Regions from separate parts of the Homo sapiens genome. Here regions 2 and 3 are each linked to region 1. Evidence: chromatin loops called from intact Hi-C (ENCODE). Cell type or tissue: heart left ventricle. All regions are shown on one strand. Region 1 has its middle 28 kb from the start of HMGN2. Region 2 holds the start of PIGV (phosphatidylinositol glycan anchor biosynthesis class V). Region 3 has its middle 28 kb from the start of MIR1976.

What was found. Hi-C counts contacts between places; a loop is a spot of excess contacts. Peaks named below come from ENCODE experiments on the same cell type or tissue, not always from the same donor. Only the 100,000 strongest peaks of a DNase experiment are listed, where the experiment ranks them.
Region 2: a loop joins it to region 1, with 18 times the contacts of the local background. A loop is called at or near these places in 41 of 110 quality-filtered maps.
Region 3: a loop joins it to region 1, with 2.5 times the contacts of the local background. A loop is called at or near these places in 16 of 110 quality-filtered maps.

Annotation. Positions count from the first base shown.
Region 1 is chr1:26,499,331-26,501,830 of GRCh38, reverse strand. No RefSeq gene overlaps it. Among named protein-coding and RNA genes, the nearest start is that of HMGN2, 28 kb to the right of the region's middle. RefSeq lists enhancers at 328-387, 1-458, 418-487 and silencers at 668-1,157, 1,368-1,547. In heart left ventricle, CTCF peaks have their summits at 1,264 and 1,479 (motif pointing left); DNase peaks (open chromatin) are centred at 790 and 1,450; H3K4me3 peaks cover 1,827 bases; H3K27ac peaks cover 1,418 bases.
Region 2 is chr1:26,786,543-26,789,042 of GRCh38, reverse strand. It overlaps PIGV (phosphatidylinositol glycan anchor biosynthesis class V), which reads right to left and starts at 1,093. Exons shown (of 4, transcript NM_017837.4): 1 at 775-1,093. RefSeq lists enhancers at 454-653, 341-1,167, 1,214-1,653, 2,174-2,323 and a silencer at 954-1,163. In heart left ventricle, no CTCF peak of the experiment used is centred here; DNase peaks (open chromatin) are centred at 482, 862, 1,102 and 1,972; H3K4me3 peaks cover 2,500 bases; H3K27ac peaks cover 2,500 bases.
Region 3 is chr1:26,581,549-26,584,048 of GRCh38, reverse strand. No RefSeq gene overlaps it. Among named protein-coding and RNA genes, the nearest start is that of MIR1976, 28 kb to the right of the region's middle. RefSeq lists an enhancer at 1,044-1,113. In heart left ventricle, no CTCF peak of the experiment used is centred here; a DNase peak (open chromatin) is centred at 1,074.

The sequences.
Region 1 (2,500 bases):
ACAGGCAGGAAGAATTTCCAGGTATTTCCAGGCCGAATGGCAAAACAAGATATGACAGAAAAAAAAAGGGCCCCAAGGACTCTGCACCTCGGTCCTATCCCTGTGCAGTTTGAGCTCTTCAGCCCTCAAAGTGCCCTTCTGGCCACCACCTGGTCCTCTTTTGCAAAGACTGCACGAGAAAGGAGCCAGCCGAGGTGCCCTCAGGTCCAAGCCCTTGTGACCTGGAGCTCTTTCTCCATGTGGCTTGAGGTCCCAAGGTTTCCCCAATGCCAAATCCTTTTGAAACTGAATATGAAGGAGGGGCTCTGAGGGACCCCCATCGCTTTGCCAGGTTTTCAGAGCGCGGCCCACCCTGCAGTTGTGGAGAGAGGGAGTCGTCGCGGAGTTCCCAAACCGCTGAAGGGCAGACCTGGACCGTTCCTGGAATGTGGGAAATGAGTGCGACGGCATACTGGGGCTGCATCAGCCCGTCTCTAGAAAAACCATCGCCTCCAGATCTGGCCCCCAGATTGAGTCCCAGGATTTCCGGGCTGGTTCCAAGAACCTGATCCGGAAAATGGGCGCGGTTCCTGTCTCCTCCCCCTTCCCCTCGGGCCGGTTGGGCACAGTACTTAGGACCCAAATCTGGACCTAATGCCAAGGCCGCCCATCCAGCGCCCAGACTCAGCTGGCCTTGCGCTCCCTGAAGCCACTCGCGGGTACTGGGGACGCCCCTCCCCGTCCCGCGGCCCCTACCCCCACTTCCGCGTAGTCCCGGCTCCCGTCACCCCGCGCGCGCCCCGCGGGAACCCGAGCCCGCCGACCCCGCCCTTCCAGGCCCCGCCCCCGGTGACGCCCCGCCCCGGCACGTGCGCGCGCGTGGTCTGCCAGCTTCTCTGGCCCTGCAAGGCGACCCCTAAGCGCAATGTCCGGGACCCGCGGTCAGAGGGCCGGAGTGAGGGTGGCAGCGCTCAGGGAAGGAGGCGGAGGCAGAGGCCTCTTTCTTCCCCCGAGGTGGAGAGGGCCCCGGGTCGGAGGAGCGAGGGCCGCACCGCTGGAGCCCACTCCCGCCTCCTTCCCCACGGGCCGGCGCACTTGGGAGCTGGACAGGACGCTCTTCCTGGGCTCGGAGCAGGCGCGGGCCCGGGTTGAGCCGAGCCTGAGCAGGGGCAGGCTCTAGCTGGCGGCTGGCCAGATGCCCTCCAGGTGCGCAGCGCGTGACCTGCGGCAGGGCGGGGCGGCCCCACGAGAGTTCTTCGAGGGTGGCGGGCGAGTCACGTGAGCAGGGGTTGGGGTCCGCCGGATAATGGGGGATGCGGGAGCCCGCTGGAGGAGTGGAGGGGCGCCTTGGGGAACGGCGGTTAAGCCCCAGCGACGCTCCTGGCCTGGATGTCGGGCCGTATCCTTGTCGAGGCTGGGGAGCTGGGCCGAGGAGCCCCATCCCGCGGGCGCCGCCTCCCAGGTGGGGCGCGGAGCTCGGCTCTGCGCCGCCACCGTGTGGCCGAAGGGGGCAGCGCCTGCTTGGTGCCAGGAGGCTCCTCGGGGCTGACGGCGGGGACTCGCACGAGGCACCGAGGAGCCTCTGGCGATCGGCTTTCGATACCCTGCCCCCTTCCGAGCTAGGGTCCAGGAGTGGGGTTGAGGTTGCCATGGCGACGGGTGCGCGGGCTGGTATCTTCCTCTGGCTGCTGTGGGGCCGGGGCGTGGACACCCAGCATCTGCCCTCACCCTGCTCACTGAATCACCTTGGTGTGGACGAGGATTATCCTTCCCAAAAGCAGCCAGGCCTCCCAACAACCAACCAGCTTTTTTTGTTTTGTTATTTTTTTAAAAAAAAATAGAGATAGGGTCTCGCTCTGTTGGCCAGGCTGTCCTCCCAAAGTGCTGGGGTTACAGGCATAAGCCCCCGCGCGCAGCCCCAGCTTTCTTTTTTTTCTTTTTGCTGGAGTTAAGCAGTATGATCTCGGCTCGCTGCAACTTCCGCCTCCAAGGTTCAAGCCGTTCTCCTGCCTCAGCCTCCCAAGTAGCTGGGACTACAGGCACGAGACACCACGCCTGGCTAATTTTTGTATTTTTAGTAGAGACGGGGTTTTGCCAAGGCGAGGCCAAGGCAGGTGGATCACGAGGTCAGGAGTTCAAGACCAGCCTGGCCAACATGGTGAAACCCCATCTCTACTAAAAATACAACAATTAGCCAGGCGTGGTGGTGCGCACCTGTAGTCTCAGTTACTCGGGAGGCTGAGGCAGGAGAATTGCTTGAATCCGGGAGGCAGAGGTTGCAGTGAGTCCATATCATGCCACTGCACTCCAGTCTGGGCGACAGAGCAAGACTGTCTCAAAAAAAAAAAAAAAAAAATACCTAGGGCCCCCAGCTGTAGTCATGTCCCATTCTGGAAAACACTACCATAGGGAATTACTGGAAGTACCCTGGGGAGGTAGGATGAAGCCACTGTTGGTTGAGCAAGGTTGTCTGTGTATCAAGTAAGGAGGCTTGCTGCTTTTCATAATTCTTTCTGAGCCC
Region 2 (2,500 bases), 290 kb before region 1:
CACCTAACCCACCTCTGCCACTTGACCATGCTTGCATTCTTCCTTTCCTCTCTCGAGTCAAGCTCTAGCCTCAGCGACTACAGATGTGTGTAGCCCACACTTTGCTTACAGGTAAACCAAGTAAAAACAAAGCTAGTCAATTCTCCCTCTCAGCTAATTGCCCACCTCACTTCCCAACAACCCCTTTGCCAAATCACAGACTCTTAACTGGCAGGACACTTACAGATCAACTAGTTTCACTCTTCAAAAATTTTCCCGTGAGATAAATAGGCTCCAGAGATCTCATCAGACACTGTGAGGCTAGTATAATTACCATCGCCATTTTATGGATATGGAAACTGAGGCTCACTGGGGTCAAGTGACGTACCCAGGGCTACTTAAAGAGGCTGTCATGTTTTCTGCTTCTTAAACCTCACGGTACCAGCCCGCATCCCTCGCCAAAGGGTACGCGCCCTTTCCGAGCCAGGATTATGACCCAGGTCACCCAAACGCCTAGCCCAGTACTTCCATGCCGCAGCCTGCCCTTGCTAGGTATGCTTAGGGTAGTTGGGCCCTATCTGAGAATCTGGGACATCCTGTTGAACGGCAGCTCTGGACCCTCTGGGTAAGACTAACACCCCCTGCGCAGGCTGGAGAAGTCGCTCTGACCCAGGGTCCTCAGAGCCAAAGGCCTCGTGGGGGCTGCCTTCTGTCAGCCCAGCCGTGTCCGCAACCCGTTTCTGGCCGGCTCCTTTTGGACACAGTCCCTTCTGGGTACTAATCATCCACGCTCACCCCAGAGGGGCCACGGCCCAAGGACCACTCCCGAGGGAGCCTGCAGAGCCCCACCAGGCCACAGGGCCGGAAGCAGACGAGGGCGGGAGGCTGGAAAGGAAGAGGCGGCGCCCGAGGCTGCTATGGCGGAGGGGCGGGGCTCCCCGCTTCTCCGGGCGTCTGTCTCATTTCTACCGGCTTCCATTTGACAGCTTCCCTCCCGCCAGAACTCCAGGGCTCCCAAGCTGGCGCGGGGTCCTCAGCCCCTGCCCGTCCCGACCTCCCCGGCGGGGACCGAACCTCAGCTCCTCCATCCGGGGCCCACGCGGCCCGCGCCTGCGCGCTGGCTCCGCCGACGGCGTCCCCGCCCCGCTCCTGCCCGGACTTGGAGCAGCCCCGCCTCCCTGCGCGGCGGCCATGTTGACTCCGGGCGAGCGGGATGGGGGTCGCCGCTCGGCGCCTCGCCTCGTAGCACCTTCCCACCTTGGTGACACCTGAAGAGTTCTCTCGCACTTCGCTCTCCTTCAAGGCCCCCCGCCACCCCGCCTTCAAATAGTGAGCGGAGGCTGCTGTCTCAGAGTCAGTGCTCTTGCCCCAGCTCCCGCTGACGTTCACTGAGTTCCCGGTGTGGGCCGAGGCTCTTGTAGTCGGAGGCTGACCCGCAGCCTCTTCACAGAAACCAGAGCCGCGCTCTTCCTGCTGTCAGGCAACAACAGCTCAGCACAGGGCCTGACACACAATAGATGTCCTCTGAATAGCCAAAGAAAAACATTCTTGGGGTTTCTGTGGCCGGCAGCGGCACCCTGCGTCCTGGGTGTGAAGAAAGTGGGGGATCCCCCTGATTTTCCCCTCCTCTATCTACCAGAGACCTTCTGTCCTACTTTAGTCCTCAGCCCCACCTCAGGTGGCTAATGAGGATGGTGAAGAAAACCTCAGAGAACACCCTCCAGGGCTCCTTTCACCTCCCTCACCCAAGCAGTTTCTCTCATAGGAAGTGGGGCCAAAAAAAGAAGAAAAAAAAAGAGGCGAACTCAACAAAACCGTCTATTGGGGGGAGCGGCCAGTTTGTACCCTTGTAACGGAAACTGTTAGAACAACTTTGCACCCTCCTTAAAGGAAACAGATGATAAATCCTTCTCCGTTGGTGGATTTCTTGTTTCTCAGGATTCCAAAGCCTTATGTGGTTTCAGTTATCTGCCCTCCAAACGAAGCCAGGGGCCGGGTTAGCCTCTGGCCACAGCCTGGCTCAGGGAGGGGTTTATCTTCTGCAACGGCTACTCATGTGGGTGGGAACAAAGAGATGGTTGCTACCTCTCCAGGCGAAGACCAGCCCACATCAGTCTGTGGGGGCCTGGGACTGTATCTCTTGACTCTGTAACTCATTTCAGGCCCTGAGACCTAAATTGCCTTCAGATATCTGTTGTGTGCAAGGTGGAGAAAAGGCAAATCATATTTAGTCGTTGTGTGTTGGAGAAGGGGGAAAAAATGGAGTTTCATGGCCCTTCCCCCAGGTTTTTCAGTGCCACGCACTTGTTCTCAGCTCCAGAGGCCTGTGAGTAACGTGGCAAAGCCTGGGGACACACTTGTGACTGGGGCCTAAGGCTGTGACTTGAATCTCTAGAAGTCCACCATGAGGCTCCAAGCAGCACTCTCTCTGCAAAGACAAAACTGAGAAATGAACTGTCCTTGCTCTGTAAATTCACAAGGGGAAAAAAGACATGCATTCTCAGGGTTCCCTCTGTCCACA
Region 3 (2,500 bases), 82 kb before region 1:
TGCTCCAGAAAGTCAAGAAGCCAATTGCTCTCATTTTAGTATCTTCCGTGTCTGGAACATAAGTTTTTAATTTTTGTGTTTTTTAAATTTAATTTAATTTTTTTTTTTAATGCCTAGTCTCTCTCTGTCACCCAGGCTGAAGTGCAGTGGCACAATCACAGCTCACTGCAGCGTCAACTTCCCTGGCTCCAGGGATCCTCCCACCTCAGCTTTTCTCAGCTTTCCAAATAGCTAGGACCACAGTCACACCCCACCATGCCTGACTAATATTTTTGTATTTTTGGTATAGAGGGGGTTTCACCATGTTGCCCAGGCTGGTCTCAAACTCCTGGGCTCAAGCAATCCACCCACCTTGGCCTTCCAAAGTGTTGGGGTTACAGGTGTGAGCCACCGTGCCCAGCCTGGAACGTTAAGTCTACTGAAAGAACTATCGCACAGTGCTGTGGCAGGACTGCTGTTCTACATGCTTGAAAAGTAAAAGTGTTATCTGCTCCCCTGGATAAAATGTTTCTTAACATCTAGGAGATCTTGAATTCCTTTGAGAATCTGATGACAAACCCTGTACCCTCTCCTCCCAGGAAGATATACAGGTCATTTTACATATATCCCCATGCCTGGGATGCCATGGGCCCTGAATTAAGATCCCTTGGTTCTGGAGCATCTCACTTAGGCCTGAAGGTTCTATCAAGCATTCTTGCAATTCAGCCATCATTTGTTCTGGATCGGATTCCTGCCAGAGCCTTTATCCTCATTGTTTCTTTTTATCTCCTCCATGACTCTCTGATGATGGTCTGCAGATGAGGGAAATAAGACTTAGGCCAAGTGACTTGCCCAAGATCATATAGTTAGTGATGGCTGCTGTTGAGATTTGACCTCATTTGTGTCTTCTGATTCCAACCCCCACTCACAGAAGCCCACAAAGGACCCAGTAGCTGAAAAGCTTCCTAACGACTGCAGGAATGACTTTGCCCAAGTCCAGGTCTGGAAAGAAGATTCTGCAACGGATGAGTGACCCCAGGCCCATCCTAAGTGCAGGCCTCATGCCCAGCTCCAACATGTGTCATCACCCCTCGGTTTCTCAACTCAGCCCACAGCGGGCGGGGGTGGTGGGGAGCAGAAGAAGGGAAGAGAAACAGAGGAAATTATAAAAAGAAGTCTCAGACTGAGTCATAAACATGAGTTATAACTCAGAGAGAGGTTCTGGAAAGAGAGTAAAGGTCATAATGAAAGGGCTCCCTCTTTTCATGGGGCAAGGATGCTTAAATGAGCTGACCTGTCCAGGTTCTGGATATGATTCCTTCTACTTAAACCGGTGAGAAGGCCAGGCGTATTGGCTCAGACCTGTAATCGCAAGGTTTTGGGAGGCTGAGGCAGGAGGATCAGTTGAACCCAGGAGTTCAAGACCAGTCCAGGCAACATGGTGAGAACCCAGCTCTACAAAAAAATAAAATAATAAAATATAAAATAAAAATTAGCCAGGCATGTTAGTCCGTGCCTGTGGTCTAAGCTACTGAGGAGGCTGAAGTGGGAGGATTGCTTGAACCTGGGAGGTCGAGGTTACAGTGAGCCATGATCATACCACTGCACTCCAGCCTGGGTGACAAGGCAGAGTAAGACTCTGTCTCTAAAAAATAAATAAATGAATCATATGAGTAAATCAAGGTAGAGAGATTAAATGGCTTGCCCAAGATCCACAAGCAAGTGGTCAAAGTTGGATTGTAAGCCAGGGTTGTTTGTCCCTCAAGAAAAAAAGTTTAACAAAACCAGGACAGCTTAATCCCAGGTCTGCACTTAACCACACTACTCTAGCCTGCTTCCCACGTCCTCATGTTGTTTGCTTATAACTGAGCAGCTCCGTACACACTTCACACGCTCTCTCCTCTTTATTATTTATTTATTTATTTATTTTTTCTGAGACAGTTTCACTCTTGTTGCCCAGACTGGAGTGCAGTGGTGCAATCTTGGCTCACTGCAACCTCTGCTTCCCAGGTTCAAGCGATTCTCCCGCCTCAGCCTCCCAAGAAACTGGGATTACAGGCATGCGCCACCATGCCCAGCTAACTTTGTATTTTTAGTAGAGATGGGGTTTCGCCATGTTGGCCAGGCTGGTTTCGAACCCCTGACCACAGGTGATCCACCCGCCTCAGCCTCCCAAAGTGCTGGGATTACAGGCGCGAGCCACTGTGCCCGGCTATTATTTTATTATTTTATTTTGAGACAGAGTCTCACTCTGTCACCCAGGCTAGAGTGCAGTGGCACGATCTCGGCTCACTGCCGTCTCTGCATCTCAGGTTCAAGTGATTCTCGTGTCTCAGCCTCCCAAGTAGCTGGAATACAGGCACTTGCCACCACGCCTGGCTAATTATTTATTCATTTTTTGTATTTTTAGAATAGATGGGGTTTCGCCATGTTGGCCAGGCTGGTCTCAAACTCCTGGCCTCAAATGATCCGCCAGTCTCAGCCTCCCAAAGTACTGGGAATACAGGTATGAGCCACCATG